4 separate regions of the Homo sapiens genome follow, and all the other regions are linked to region 3. Evidence: chromatin contacts called from ENCODE Hi-C or POLR2A ChIA-PET data. All regions are on one chromosome and are shown on one strand. Each heading gives the region's core, a stretch centred on a gene start or an enhancer-like site at or near the end of the contact. The rest is flanking DNA. Distances are from core to core; before and after follow the strand shown. Region 1 holds the start of RNF169 (ring finger protein 169). Region 2 overlaps P2RY6 (pyrimidinergic receptor P2Y6). Region 3 holds the start of COA4 (cytochrome c oxidase assembly factor 4 homolog). Region 4 holds the start of PGM2L1 (phosphoglucomutase 2 like 1).

What was found. Hi-C counts contacts between places; a loop is a spot of excess contacts on that map. ChIA-PET counts read pairs that join two places held with the same protein, here RNA polymerase II (POLR2A). Pooled maps may share reads with other maps.
Region 1: a loop to region 3 is called in a pooled map, with 8 times the contacts of the local background. The contact joins the promoter of RNF169 here to the promoter of COA4 in region 3. A Hi-C loop is called at or near these places in 6 of 50 pooled maps. POLR2A ChIA-PET finds 5 or more read pairs at or near these places in 2 of 52 experiments (K562 and WTC11).
Region 2: a map with no recorded cell type shows a loop between it and region 3 (5-fold over the local background). The contact joins the enhancer-like site here to the promoter of COA4 in region 3. A Hi-C loop is called at or near these places in 1 of 37 single-sample maps with no recorded cell type and 1 of 50 pooled maps. POLR2A ChIA-PET finds 5 or more read pairs at or near these places in 1 of 52 experiments (activated T-cell).
Region 4: a loop to region 3 is called in a map of CD8-positive, alpha-beta T cell, with 5 times the contacts of the local background. The contact joins the promoter of PGM2L1 here to the promoter of COA4 in region 3. A Hi-C loop is called at or near these places in 3 of 168 maps with a recorded cell type or tissue (CD4-positive, alpha-beta T cell, CD8-positive, alpha-beta T cell and naive thymus-derived CD4-positive, alpha-beta T cell), 2 of 37 single-sample maps with no recorded cell type and 12 of 50 pooled maps. POLR2A ChIA-PET finds 5 or more read pairs at or near these places in 1 of 52 experiments (GM12878).

Annotation. Positions count from the first base shown.
Region 1 is chr11:74,747,567-74,751,034 of GRCh38, forward strand. RNF169 (ring finger protein 169) reads left to right here and starts at 1,283. Exons shown (of 6, transcript NM_001098638.2): 1 at 1,283-1,816. The coding sequence starts at 1,315. RefSeq lists silencers at 1,114-1,334, 1,508-1,657, 1,688-1,947, 1,958-2,057 and enhancers at 1,308-1,397, 1,547-2,140.
Region 2 is chr11:73,287,427-73,291,351 of GRCh38, forward strand. The region is part of intron 1 of P2RY6 (pyrimidinergic receptor P2Y6); the gene reads left to right. Among named protein-coding and RNA genes, the nearest start is that of P2RY6, 17 kb to the left of the region's middle. RefSeq lists enhancers at 1,291-1,340, 1,892-2,458. Within about 2 kb of position 2,090, at least 28 of the 41 ENCODE cell types and tissues checked have a DNase peak (open chromatin) inside an H3K27ac peak, as active enhancers do.
Region 3 is chr11:73,874,573-73,878,342 of GRCh38, forward strand. It overlaps COA4 (cytochrome c oxidase assembly factor 4 homolog), which reads right to left and starts at 2,274. Exons shown (of 2, transcript NM_016565.3): 1 at 2,185-2,274. PAAF1 (proteasomal ATPase associated factor 1) reads left to right here and starts at 2,427. Exons shown (of 12, transcript NM_025155.3): 1 at 2,427-2,496. The coding sequence starts at 2,450. RefSeq lists enhancers at 2,525-2,574, 2,595-2,664.
Region 4 is chr11:74,397,013-74,400,486 of GRCh38, forward strand. PGM2L1 (phosphoglucomutase 2 like 1) reads right to left here and starts at 1,421. Exons shown (of 14, transcript NM_173582.6): 1 at 1,039-1,421. The coding sequence starts at 1,149. It overlaps MIR548AL (microRNA 548al), which reads left to right and starts at 2,225; the gene lies at 2,225-2,321. RefSeq lists enhancers at 1-71, 1,163-1,784, 1,516-1,885, 1,785-2,405.

The DNA of each region.
Region 1 (3,468 bases), core at 33-2,532, 870 kb after region 3:
TCTATCCCAGGGCAAAGAAAGCAAAGAATGGGAGAACTACTGTAGCAGAACCACCTTTCCATTAGAGAGGGGTCATTCTTTCTCCTGGAACCTCTGCATCTAGAAAGGGCACTAGCATCAAAGTCCAAGCACCTCTCCCTAGCTCAAGCAGGAGTGACACGGTCAGAGCTGGCCTATAGGAAGCAACTCGAAGAGTGTGGAGGATGGATTAGAAAAGAGGTTGGGAGAGGGGAGACAATCAATCTATAGCAGCTACTGCAGTAATCTAGATGAGAGATGATTAGACCTGAATTGGGCAGTGGGAATGGGATGAAGAGGTGGGGAAATAGTCATTTTGATAGTGGAATTGACAGGACTAAATAACTGATGGTTTGTGGGAGATAAGGAAGAAGTTCAAGATGACTAGGTTTGGAGCTTGAGTACCTGGGAGGATGGGACCTTTCATAGAATGAAGGAAATAAGAAGAGCAGTTTTGAAAGGAGGATGGGAGACAGTGACATTAGTTTTGTACATGAGGAATGTAGGGATCTAAGAGGATGTTTCCATCAGGCAGTTGAATATGGAGGGCTGGACTCAGGAGGCCTGGGCTGCAGACAGCAATCTGGGAGCTCCTGAGGGAAGAAAATGTGGACCAGTGCAGCACGCAGAGTGAGAAGGGGACTGAGGCCTAAGCCTAGAGGAACACCCACATGGAAGCACCAAACACGGGAGACTGAGAAGGAGCCAAGAGCCTGGGAAAAAAACCAGGAAAGTGTGGTTTTACCAGCCAAGGGGGGCAGTTTCAGGAAGGGACATGGGGAGAGAGGATGAGGAGGTAGGATTGACAAGAGGCTGCTCCTTTTGGCAGTTAGTTACCACGGTGGGCCTGGTTTCAGTCACAAAGCTACCCCCATCCTTAGGAGAGAGCTCAGGCCCTCATATCAAATGAACACTAAGGCAGGTTTCTGAGTAACTCACATATTCCCCACTCACTTTCTCCTCAGTTATCAAGGCATTACAGGATAAGTACGTGTATCAAAGTTTAACATCGTTCAGAATTGCCAGTAAAGCCCCTCAGTTCCCACCTCTTTCAGTTCAGTAAGAGGAAACTGCAAGGACTTTTCGAGAGTGCGGCTGATGACCGCATAATAAAGAATAACTAATAAATATTAATGAAGTATCCCCTCTGGCCAATCAGGTCTGAGGAGAACCCTCTTTGGGCTCACAGAAGCCTCGCCCCTCATGAATATGTAGATAGCACTGCCCACCGCGCGTACTGCCCCGCCCTCCACTCTTCTCCCTCGCAACCGACTCTCCCTTCAAACGGGAAACAAGATGGCGGCTGCAGGTCCGAGTACTCGGGCCTCTTCCGCGGCGGCAGCAGCCGCTCTGAGTCGGCGGGGCCGGCGGGGCCGCTGTGACGAGACGGCGGCAGCTAAGACTGGGGCCCCAGGCCCGGCTTCTGGACCTTCGCTGTTGGTGTTGTCGCCGCCGTTGCTGCAGCCGCCGCTGCCGCCGCGGCCGGAGGAATCGGGCTGCGCCGGGTGCCTGGAGCCCCCCGGAGAAGCAGCGGCCCTGCCGTGCGGCCACTCGCTTTGCCGAGGCTGCGCCCAACGCGCCGCCGACGCGGCGGGCCCGGGTTGCCCTCGCTGCCGCGCCCGCGGCCCAGGCTGGGCCCGCCGTCGGGCCCGCGACGACGGCCAGGCCGACTCAGAGGTGCTGGGCGAGTGCGCCCGCCGCAGCCAACCCGAGCGCTGCCGCCCGCGCCGGGACGGGGGCGCGGCTGCCGCGGGGCCCAGGCCAGAGCAGGAGCCGCGTGCCGCGCCTGCGGAGCCAGGTGGAGCTTCCCCACTTCCCCTTAGGGTCTGGAGCGAGGCCGAGCGCGCCCCGGCCCGGCCTGGTGAGGGGGTGGAGAGTCCCGGGCCCTACTCGGGCGGGTGTGGAGAGTTCTCGTGGGATTAGAACCCGGGCTCTACCCAGGTGCAGTGTGTTTGTGAATTTTGAACTTCAGAGTGAAGGACAGGCACGTTGCATGCGGAGGGGCGGTGAGGGCACCCTGTGCCTTACGTAAGTCCGAAGTTTGGAGGGAAACAGAATTGTTGGAACAAGTTAGGGGCAGGTTGGAATTGGTGTGTGGGAGTGGGAGGGGCCTTGGATCAGAGAAGTGCTTGGTTTAATGTTGGATGAAGAGTTTGGGGGTCATATTGCTTGGAGAGATGTGGCTCCTGGCCTTGAAAGGGTCAGTGAAGGGTGTGGAGAATCCGGAGTTTAGGGAACAGGTTGAATTTGAGGATGTGAAGGGAGCTTTTCAGACTCGAGAGCAGAGGGGGTTGGGAGCACACTTGTGCAGTTGTTTTCATACATTTTGGAAAATGTATGCTTAGCACAGAACTTGGCACATAGTGAGGAAGCAGTAAGTGACTGTCGTTTATATTTGTAATACTAGTACTACTAAGTCCAGTAGTGCCTGACAGAAAAGCTGGCTTGGGTTTAAAAGTTTTGGAAACAAAGGTTGGGTGGCAGGGGCTGCTTCTATCTCCTTGGCAGTATGGGTTTCCTACTGGCTTGCTGGCAATTAAAAGTCTGTTGTAGGACTCTTGCCTTGAACTTCTTTCCCCTAACACCAGCAGCCTGCTATTCCTCGGTTCTGAGCTTTGAAATGCAAAGTGCCCTGTATAAAATAAGACTGTTATAACTTAGGATTCTTTTGGGGACACACCCAGTCAACATAACATCTGCAGCTCTGTTTGATAAAAAATGCTTACCTAGAATGAGATTTTCAAGAAACATAAATCACGAAAGGCCAGATATTTGTACCTTCTGTTTTGGGAATTCTGCCATGTGTTTTTTTGGGTAAGGAAAGAGAGGCATTGCTTGTGTATACAAGTGCAGCTTCTAGAAACCACAGGTTCTAGAATGCACTCTGTTTTGATTCAAGCCGCCAGAGACACCTGTCACTGTCCTAGGATATTGGGCTATTTTATTCCTGGGGTTGAGGGGGACCTGCATCTTACTTTCTATGTTCCTTGTCACTCCCCTCACCTTTTTTTTTTTTTTTTTTTTTTTTTTTGAGATGGAGTCTCGCACTGTCGCCCGGGCTGGAGTGTAATGGTGCGATCTCCACTCACTGCAGCCTCTGTGCACCACCCCTTCAGGTTCAAGCGATTCTCCTGCCGCAGCCTCCCGAGTAGCTGGGATTACAGGCGCCCACCACCACGCCCGGCTTTTTTGTATTTTTAGTACAGATGAGGTTTCACTGTGTTGGCCAGGCTGGTCTTGAACTCCTGACCTTGTGATCCGCCCGCCTTGGCCTCCCAAGGTTTTTTTTTTTTTTTTTTTTTTTTTTGAGACTGAGTCTCACTCTGTCTCCCAGGCTGGAGTGCAGTGGCCAATCTCTCAGCTGACTGCAACCTCTGCCTCCCAGGTTCAAGCGATTCTCCTGCCTCCGCCCAGTAGCTGGGACCACAGGCACGCGCCACCACACCCTGC
Region 2 (3,925 bases), core at 840-3,339, 590 kb before region 3:
AGATCCCCAAGACTCTAGAGGGGAGAAGGGGGATCCCCCAAAGGAAAATCAGAGGGCAGCGTCGTCATCATAAGAGGGGGTCTGGGAACTGGGTGGGAAGAAGCTACAGAGGGGCTGAACAATGACTGCCAGGCTAGCCAGGTGGCTGGACCTGGGCCATCTCTCCCCCCACGGACTGGAGCCTGGTTATCTGGGAGGATGGGCGGATCCTGAAGGCACTAACTGTGGCCATCAGCCAACTGCACTACTTGCAGCTAAGCAGCAGGTTCCTTCTCAAAGGGAGAACCAAGTGGCCTCTCCCACAAGGAGACAAACAAATGGGACAGCCTGGTTGTCCAGGCAAGGCACAGAGAGCTTCTCCCACTAGCTCCAGGGGAGAGTTTTTTAGGAGGCCCTGGGGATCTCCTGGAGCACTGGGTGGGAGGTGCAGTGGCCCTATAGGCGTGGACTTATACAGGCTGGGCACCACAGGCCGTCCCTCTGCTCACCGGGGGCTGCCCTGTCACAGCTGCTCCCTGGGCCTCTGTGCTATCCACACAGTTCCTCAGTCTCAGGGCTGCCCTTGACCTCTCAGCCCTGTGCCCACCGGGGCCGCGTGGTCTCTAACCCTCTTCATTCACATTCCCAAGAAAGAACCTCTTGCTAACTTTGCTATGCCTCAGTCACCTCATCTGTAAAGTGGAAACAGTAGTTGTGAAGAGTGAATGAGACACGGCACATCAAGCATTTTGCACAATGCTTGGTGCATCGTTAGTGCTCAATGAATACATGTGTCCAGGTTGTGGTGGGACTTGTGGGTGCACTCTTCGGCAACTGGGGCCCCTCATACATAGTGGGGTCTTGGGAGATGCAAGTTCCATCTTTGCTAAGCTTGAAGAGGCTGGAGAGAAACCAAAGGAAGCAGCCCCAACCCTCAAATTCCCCAAAGCTGCAGCTTCCTCTTCCTTTCACTGAAAATGGCTGTTTCAGTTTTAGCTTTAATTCCTGTTGAGTGGGAGGTTGAGAAGGGGAAGTGGGAAAGGAGTAGAAAAATCAGGGTCCCTGCCTTCCACGTTCCCTTCTGCCAGGTTTGTCCTTCTGTAGCCAGCCAGATGCCACAGGTAGGACCAGAACTCCTCCAGGTGAGAGGACTCTGCTTCCGGCCCTCTGTCTTCTGGGTGCCAGGGAGGCACTGGCTTTAGGAATCTGGCCTCAAGCTGGCCTCAGGTGGGCTCCAGGGGCAACCCTGCTTCAGGCTAGAGGCTGCCCAGAGTCAGGATTGGGTTGATGACTGGGGCACAGAGGGTATAGTGACCCTGTATAGTAGGTAGGTACCATAAGTAGCCCTGTTTACCCAGGCTCAGAGAGGGTAGGTGGCTCTCCCTAGGTCACACAGCAAGTTGGTGGTCGATCCCAGCCTGTCTGACTCCTCAGGGGAAGGAAGCGAACTCTTGACCCCTGACATCCTGTGCCCTTTCTGCTAACTCACCGGCCAGGGGCCAAGCAAGGGGGTTTCCAGGCCTTTATTTCCCAGCAGGCAGGCAGGCCAAGGTTAGGAAGCCTCTTCCACATCCAGCCTGGTCTGAGCTGGTTCCTGCCTCAGCTGGCTGGCAGACAGTGACTCAGGCTTCCAGCTCCTGCCTTTGGCCAACAGGTCCCCTCATCCATGCTAGATATGAAGGCCTCAGGGGATTGGGGAGGCTGTGGGGTCATGTAAAGTTTATCCTGAGACCATAGGATCTACGCAGCCTGAAGGGCTAGGCCCCTTGTCATTTCTTCCTATGTCCATACTGAGTCGCTCCTGCTCTAGAACTGACCCCATGGTTGTCGCCTGAACTGAAAAAAGGAAACTGGAAGAGGCTGTCTCTGCTGTGAGGGGAGGGGCTGCCGTGTTTTGCCAAAGGTGTACCCGGGTGGAGATGGGCGGTGGATGCTTGAGGCCAGGGCCTCTATGTCAGACAGACAGGGCGTGGTGCTGACCCTGTCGTCCCTGCCACGTCCCCAGTGGCTCCTGTGACCACATCGACCAGGGTGAGGACCTGAGAACGAGAGCTTCAGCTCATCTGGGGAGGGTGAGTGGAAGGAAGGTTGGAGAGTGGGTCAAGAGGAACTGAGACTGGAAACCCAGTCCGGAGGCTGCTCAGTGCCAGCCCCGAGGGGAGGCCCCCCACTGTGGGCAGACCAGCCTTGCCCTCACCCCTCCCTGGCTGTGTGACGGAACGGGGCTGGCTGTCCTCTGGCGCCATCTCATGGCTACAGGGTCTCAATGCAGGGAAGACCTAACTCCCCTGGGAATCCCCTGATCTGAGCATCCAAGCTCCGATTTTGGGGGGAACAATGGAGAAGGGGGCCTTAGGGTCAAGAAGAACATGTTGAAATGCCACCTGGCTGGGATAGCTTGGAAAACTCACTGGCCCTTCCTGAGCCTTAGTTTCTTCGTCTATAAAGGGGAGGGAATAATCCACCCCCCACCAAATTGCCCAGAACTGCAGATAAAACATCTGGCACAGAATAGGCATTTAAGAAACAATACTGGCCAGGCACGGTGGCTCACGCCTGTAATCCCAGCACTTCGCGAGGCCGAGGCAGGTGGATCACCTGAGGTCGGGAGTTAGAGACCAGCCTAACCAACATGGAGAAGCCCCATCTGTACTAAAAGTACAAAATTAGTCTGGTGTGGTGGCACATGCCTGTACATCCCAGTTACTTGGGAGGCTGAGGCAGGAGAATCGCTTGAACCTGGGAGGCGGAAGTTGCAGTGAGCCGAGATCGTGCCATTGTACTCCAGCCTGGGCAACAAGAGTGAAACTCCGTCAAAAAAAGAAAGAAAGAAAGAGAGAGTCAGAGAGAGAGAGGGGGAAAGAAAAGAAAGGAAGGAAAGAAAGAAAGAAAGAAAGAAAAGAAAGAAAGAAAGAAAGAAAGAAAGAAAGAAAGAAAGAAAGAAAGAAAGAAAGAAAGAAGGAAAGAAAGAGAAAGAAAGAAGGGAAGGAGGGAGACTGGCTGGGCACAGTGGTGCATGCCTGTAATCCCAACACTTTGGGAGGCCAAAGAGGGAGGATCTCTGCCAGAAGAAGGCTCTGCCTTGGAGGTTCATGATGGGCCAGCCCCTCTCAGGCCTCCCATCTGAGGCCCCCTCTTTGCAGAGCTCATCCATTGCTCTGGCTTCTGTATTTATTTATTTCTCACAGAGGTTAAGCTCATTCCCCACTTCTGTGCCTTTGCCCACACTGGGCCTCCTGTCTGCGATGCCCTCTTCAGCCTTGTTATGTGTCCAGGTCCCTCTGGCCCTTCAGTGCCCAGCAATGGACATGCTTTCTCCATGAGCTTTGCAGGTTACTCCCTCCCAGGTGCACCCATGACCCCTCAGACCTGAGTGTTCCCTCCCGGGCCCTGCCCCCTCCTCTAGGCCTAGCCAGGTCCATGGGCAAAGCTAAGGCCCGGTGAGAGCAAGGCAGTTCCTTGGCTCCGATTCAGTCATCCTTAGATTCTTTGAAGTCCCAAGCCCTAGGATGCTGTGGTTCCAAGGTCCTGAGGGCCCTCAAACCTAGACTCTGTTAGGAAGGCAAAGAACTAAAAGGCCGGTGGGTAATGGGTACTCAGTGGTTGTTGAGGTGCCAGGCCAGGCCTCTTGTATGTCCTTGAACCCCTGAGAAGAGGGTGAGGAAGGGGCAGCTGGCCTTAGTTTCTTTCTCCATCTGTCAAGTGGGACCCCATGAGCCTTTCCTTCCCCTCTGAGGTTAGTCCAAGTGCTCTTATCTGAGCAGAGCGGTGGGATTAGGGGTCTCCAGATCTGCACGTCTGGGTGGATAAGGCATGATAGGGACAGCTTTGTGTTTCCCATCCATCCAGGTTGCAGGGACTGAGACCACTTAGGCTTCTTACCCAAGCCTTGCCCTGCCCTGCCTTGGGGCCAACACCTCCCAGGAGTCCTCAGAGCTGTTCCCAT
Region 3 (3,770 bases), core at 1,024-3,523:
AGTGAGCTATGATGGTGCCACTGTACTCCAGCTTAGGTGACATAGTGAGACCCTGTTTCAAATAAATAACCTTTCTTCTTTTATCCTACTAGCCTTATTCTATGCTGAAGAACAAAGTTTAAAAAGTGAAAGAGGCTGGGTGCAGTGGCTCACACATGTAATCCCAGCAATTTGGGAGCCCGAGGCAGATGGATCATAAGGTCAGAAGTTCAAGACCAGCCTGGCCGGGATGATGAAACCCCGTCTCTACTAAAAATACAAAAATTAGGCGGGCGTGATGGCAGGCACCTGTAATCCCAGCTACTCGGGAGGCTCAGGCAGGAGAATCGCTTTAACCCAAGGGGCGGAGGTTGTAGTGAGCCAAAGATCGTGCCACTGCACTCCAGCCTGGGTGACAGAGTGAGACTCCATCTCCAAAACAAACAAACAAACAAAGTGAAAGAGTGCCCAAATATGGGTAGGTTTTGACACATGGGAAGGATGGAAAGAGTTCACTGTGGCTGTAGCATACAGTATGCAGAAACCTGGCCTCTGGGTCTATAAGGTGAGATGGCTTTGTAAACTATACAAAAATGTGAGGTGTATTTATTTGCCCAAACTGTCTTGCCCGTCTGCATCAGAACACTCAGCAGAAAGCAGCATACAGAAGGAACTTAAGGTTTGAAGAGAAATGACTTCAGCCTTTGCAAAAATTTCACCATGATGGGCTGTAAAGCAACTAGGACTCCTTATTGCCTTAACTGTGTCTCTCATTCACTCAACAAATGATTAAGTACCTATCATGTACCAGGCACTATGCTAGTGCTGAGGATTCAAGACTGTCTAAGTCAGTTAAGTTCCTGGCTTCATGGAGTTTACAACCTAGACAAGGAAACAGGGCAGTTTACTACACAGTGTACAGATAGCAAAGACTGGGACCACAGTGGAGGGATGCCTAATCCAGACAAGGGCAGGAATAGGCAGGGAAGGCTTCCTAGAGGAAGTGATTTCCAAGCTGAAACTTGACAGATGGAACAGAAGTTAGCCAGAGATGGGAAAACTATTTTTGGTCAATGGAAGAGCAGGTGGTTGAGATAGAATCTGACACATGAGAGCAAAAAAAAAAAAAAGTTCAGTGATGGGAGAATACAGTGTGAGAATAAGACAATATTAAACTGGCGATATAAGTAAGTGATCATCACAAGGCTTTGTAGGACATAGTAGGGAGTTTAAGACTTTTTATTCTGAGGGCAATGGGGAATCACAAGAGGGAGTTAGGCACTTTACACAACTCATTTGCCTTGGAGGCGGTATAACTTAAGCAAGAGGGAGAAAATGGGCTTTGAAACAGACTTGGACCTAGCTTTGTCACTGCCTCATTTGGTGCCCTTGGACACATCATTTAATAACCTCTCTGGAAGCACAGAGATGAAGCCGGGTGCCATGGCTCACGCCTGTAATCCCAACACTGGGAGGCTGAGGCGGGAGGATGGTTTGCGCCCAGCCTGGGCAACACTGTGAGCCGTGATCACGCCACTGCATTCCAGCCTGGGTTACAGCGGGAGACCCTGTCTCAAAAAAAAAAAAAAAGAAAAAAAAAAAGGTAAGGTTTGTAAGGAGGCTGGTATGTCTAAAGAGTTCAATAAATGATAGTTTTCTCTTCCTAAATACACTGTTAACTCTTTAAATAGGGCCAGGAGCAAATAATTTAGAGAAAGAACAGTGGAATAGAAAGTGCCTTGATCCTAAACCAAGAGATCCGTGTTCAAATCCCAGCACTACGCCTTACTATGTAATCTTTTTCATTTTAGTTTTCCCATTAATAATATTTAATTCGCACAATTAGAATGAAGATTAATATAACGAATGAAAAGCGCTTGGGCTACTATAGGACTCAGTAAATGCTGCTGTACTCTCCTCTCACCACCTTTTGGCTTCAGTCTCCTCTGGAGTAAAATGACGACGACCCCTGCTCAGAGATCAGGGTAGGCTAGATGGTTGGCAGCTGGATCGTGGAGGCTGGCCTAAACAAGGAAGTCATGGAAAGGATCTTAAAGCAGAAAAATGCTGGCAGCCACGAGGCCTGAGGCGCCTCAGGCGTATCGAGGACTTTGAACTTTGAGGACGCATGCGCGCGCGCGGCCGCTGATCGCAGCCCCGTTGTGCCCGCAACGCCTCCTGAAGAACGCGGTACGCGATGCTCACCGAACAGGTGGGAGAAGAGGGCCCGAACGCACGCTCCTACGCGGCGGCTTGGGTTTCGCAGGCGGTTGGGGATCCTCTGTACATCCTTTCAGGAACCAGCCCCTCGTGGGGAGCGTGCACACGGAAGGGGCGGGGAATGTGAAAAAGTCACGTTTTCATTGGTGGCCTCTTGGTGTTGAGCCCACCTCTGTCCTCGCCGCACGCTTCTCGGGGACTCACTTCCGGGAAGGGGCGGAAGAGGTGGGCTGGTGGAGGCGGGGTCGAGATGGCGGCGCCTTTGAGGATTCAGAGCGACTGGGCGCAAGCCCTCAGGTGAATCCAGGCCCAGAACAGAGTCAGAGGAGGCGGGTAGTGGATGTTGCTTTGCGTCAAGGAGAGCCATGCCTGGTCCAGGATATCAATAGGGGTTACTTCGTCAATTGTCGAGGGATATGGAGGGAACAGGGTCCGGAAAAAGAAGTATCAAACCCGTATGGTCATTCTCTGAAAAGCTATCCCTAGGCCAAGGGAGCACATGAGCTGTGTGATCCCCGCGTCAGAACTAGTATCAGTGAGTTGGAGAAAGACAGGGATACTGGGAGGCAGGAAGGCTTTTGGCCAAGCAGTCATTTAGCAAATATTGATTAGTCGTCAGTTACTTCCAGAAGTCTCTGTACTCACCACCACTTTGTGTATGTGATGGAACCTTTGTATTCTCCTAGGCCCCTAATGCTATATTAGGCATACTGGACGATACTATTAAGGAAACTAATACTGTGTCCAGGCCCCATACTGGATGCTTGGTGGAGCTCAGATGTATACTCTAAATATAAGTGATGGTTCCTGCTCTTCAAGAAGCTGACATCCAGGCCAGGCGCAGTGGCTCATGCCTGTAATCCCAGCACTTTGGAAAACTGAGATTGGTGGATCAGTTGAGGTCAGAAGTTCGAGACCAGCCTGACCAACATGGTGAAACTCCGTCTCTACTAAAAATACAGAAATTAGTCGGGCTTGGTGGTGGGCGCCTATAATCCCAGCTACTCGGGAGGCTGAGGCAGGAGAATCGGTTGAACCCAGGAGGTGGAGGTTGCAGTGAGCCGAGATTGCACCACTGCACTCCAGCCTGGGTGACAGAGCGATACTCATCTCAAAAAAGAAGAAAAGCTGACGTCTTAATTAGGAATACACAGCAAACTATTCATTCATCTAACATTTATTGATCTTATACTATTCCAGTTATTTCTCTAGGCTTCAGGATGAATATAGCAGTGCTATATTTGGCAACTGCTACTACTAATAAGGGTTTTTCAAATTGAAACAATGGTGAAGATGAATGAAACATAGCCTTCTGCATTTAAGAAATTTACACCTTACTAAATTTATACCTTACTTAATTTAGGTGGGCTAAAATACAGACTAGTTGCTAGTACACAGAATGTGATAAGTAATAAAGAACAATAACATGAAGTGCCACTAGCTACCTATGAGAAAATACAGCACCAGAATCAGAAGGCTTAATTTGCCCAAGATCATGCATCTCGTCAAATGATAGAGGGTTGCTGTCAACCTAGATCTTTCTGTCTTAAATGCATAGACCCTTTCCATTA
Region 4 (3,474 bases), core at 171-2,670, 520 kb after region 3:
AGCATTCAATATTTTTTTGCTGAATGAATGAATGAATAAAGTAAAAACAAAACTTTCAGAAAGTGAAGCCTTAAGGAAATTCATTTGTACAACATAATGTCACATACTACCATACAAATTCCTTAATTCAGTGTCATTAATTCCATTTTAAATGTGCTGCCTTCTCTACTTCAACAAAGGTATTTTACGCACTTGACAAAGCAAAAGCTTGGATTATCTTCCTCTGTTGGAGCTACCAGGGACCTCTTTTACAAGTAAGATAGCTGCATTTTAATTCTGATTGTCACAAATTCATCCCAAATGCCCGCACGAGGTTTAATTACCACCACAACTTGGAGGTGGGGGCGGAGGGTGGGTGGGGAGGTGTTGGTAGAGAAGTAATGGTTAAGGCAAAAACAATCCTGTATTAAGAGTACCACATGAAACCTGGAAAACACGATTCCTTGAACAGATTAATTCCAGAAAATAGCTGCCAGCAGGAGAAAGAAGAGGTAAGCGCCTTGCCTTTCCCAACAGCAAAAGGTGATACTAGACAATACCAGGGAGTGATAAAAGGCCAGCAACTACCTAGCGACAGAAGGAGGAAACACACCAGACCAGAACTAAAGCGGATAGCGGTTAGAAACGCCCAGTAAGGGTGCCAGAAACCACTTTCAGGTATGTGGAGAAGGAAGTCAAGGGAGAAAAAGGGAAAGGAAATCGTTGTTTAGGGTATAACTTACAATGATGATGATTTTTTTTTTTTTTTTTTTGAAGAAAGAGGGAAGACAGCACTTGAAAGGAAAGAGGGTAAAGAAGAGGAAGGGAGGTTACAATTGAGAGCACTGCAGAAGGAAGCGATGCAGATGTTGCCGCCCGGCTCTGGCAGTCCGAAGGAGCAACCCCACGCATAGGTGGGTGGCAACGCCCTGCTCCGCTGCCCCCCGCTCGGTGTCCCGAGCCATCTCCTCTGCAGCCCGCGGGGCGCTGGGTGGGCACAGGAAAGAGCAGACTGTGTGGGGGAGGCGACGGCGTTTGCCGGGCTGACCAGGTACCCACCTTATCCCAGCGGAGCCACTGCCCGATGGCCGTGTCCAGCTGAGGGTCCCCGGTGTGGTAGGGGGCGTGGAGCAGGTTGGAGTTCAGATCCCCCTCTGTGTTTTCAGCCATGGCGACCAGACAGGCGTACGGGCCGGGGGCCGGCGAAGACACTGAGTTGGGGTGGGGGGTGGCTTGGGGTTCGCTCACCAGGGTCCAGGCGTCCCCACCTCACTGAAGGGCATCGGAGACCAACCGCAGGGTGTTCGTAACAGCTCCTGCCGCGGCGTCAGGGAACCGGGAGAGAGGGGGTTTATGGCCGCCTGCTCCCCAGCGGACCAGGTCCGGGTCTCTGGGCGAAGTGACTGAGGCGGTCGCGCCGCGAGAGAACAACAGTCCCAGATGTCTGGGTCCTGGCTCCGCCGCCGCCGCCGCCGCCCGCCCCGCCTACGGCCCCGCCCCGCGCCTTAGGCCCCGCCCCTTCCCGCCCTTGCTGATTTAAGTCCCCGAAGTTCTAGACTGGAGCCCGGGAGCGCGCTCCCCACGCCTCCGAAGTAGTGGGGGTTTACAGCCCGTCCGGGTGGTGAGGCAATAGTGCACGGTTCTTTTTATTTTTTAATTTGCCAAGGGTCTCCTTTCCTCGATCTGCTCTCACGGCTACCACTAGCAAGCTGCCTTTGCGCTTGCCCTGCAGGTCCCCAGCGCGCGCGCAGGCCCCCAGTTTCTCTTGGGGGCACGCGCCGGTTGGGGGAGGAGGGGCAGTGCGAGCTGTCCGCGCACTGCCTCACGGGAGTTGTAGTTCTTTCCTTTGTCTGAGCTCAGCGGAGACCGCCGCCGAGACTACGACTCCCAGCAGCTCCGCGTTCCCCCTTTCCTCAAAAGAAAAAGATCTACCTCGAGGTAGTTCCCTACAGACACGCCCTATCCCTATTAGTTATGCTGCGCTGTGTGGCCCTGGCATTAAATTAAACAAGGAATGACATAGTAAGGGGACAAAGTGGTATCCGTTTAGTGCTGTGCAGTTTACGAATCGCGTTCTATCGCCTCAATCCCTCAGTAAGGTACAGGGGCGTAGTCCTTTTCCGTTTCACACACAAAGAAGAAACTGACTCCCTGAGACACCTCTCCTAAGAGGCCGAGTTCGTGAGCGGTCAAACTAGGGTTCCAATCTCATTTCAGATCCCCTCAGCTGGCAGTTATTTTATTAGGTCGGTGCAAAAGTAATTGCTGTTTTTGCCATTAAAAATAATGGCATTAAAAGTAATGGCAAAAACGGCAATGACTTTTGTACCAATCTAATATCTCTGCTGCTATAGTAAACTAGGAGGTAGGGAGAACAAGATTACTGGAAAATAGATAAGGAAGTTGTTGAGGGAAGATGGTCGGCATTTAACCTAAATATAAGAATGTATAAGCATCACAAGATACCAAGAGCAATGGTAATGGGAATACGGAGGAAAAGGAAATTGGTTCACCCAAATTGAAATAGTCTTCCGTTACTTCTTAGCCGTCTCTCCTATGGAAAGCTCACCTAAGTTGAGGTCTGGGAAATGCTGAGAAGTGCTGACCTGTCAGCCACCTAGCTACTCCTCCGTTTCTTGGTTTGGCCTTCTTAGAATGGCTATGATTTTGGGCAAGTACATTACAACTCTTTCCCTAGTCAGCTTTTTTGTAAGGAAGGTATGATAATATTTACATCATGGCTGTACAGTAACTTAATAAATGGCATTAGGCTGCTTTGAGGTTCACAGATAAAAGACATATTAAGTTCAAAGTATTACTTTATTTCCTTTAAAGTGCCATTTACCATAATAAAATTCAAACTACCAAGGTACAAAAGGATTGTGGTACCAGTTTCTGAAAAACGTGCCATAGTTGGGAGTTGCAGTTTTTGCTAACGATTGTTTCTTTTGTGGAGTCAGCAGGACTCTTGTTCTTTTAATCACACAAGGCCTGGGCAACAGTCACGTGTCCTGGAGAGAAATTCATCTTCCACTACCATCACCATTATTATCCATGATACATATTAAACATTTACTCTCTGCTAAGCATTATGGTAGGAGCTGAGGCTACAAGAATCTATATAATTGTTCACTTCGAGAAGTAACATCTGAGGAGACAGGATATATGTAAGAAAAGAAAGCCCATGATAAATAGCAAGTGCTGCCAACAACTGTTAATGAATTTACATCTGAGGTGGTCAATGAAAAAAGCATCAAGCAGGAGGGACCTGCACTGGGCTTTCAGAAACAAAATAAACAAGTTGAGAATAAGATAGAGGATATTTCAAACCCATAGATCAGTGGTTCTCATATCTCCCTAGGAGTTTGTTTAAATTAATATTCCTGGACACTGCCTCCAGAGATTCTGAATCAATACATTGGCATAGGGCCTAGGTACCTGCATATTTGAAATATCTATTGACTGTCACAATTCAAAGTGTGATTAGGAGGACAA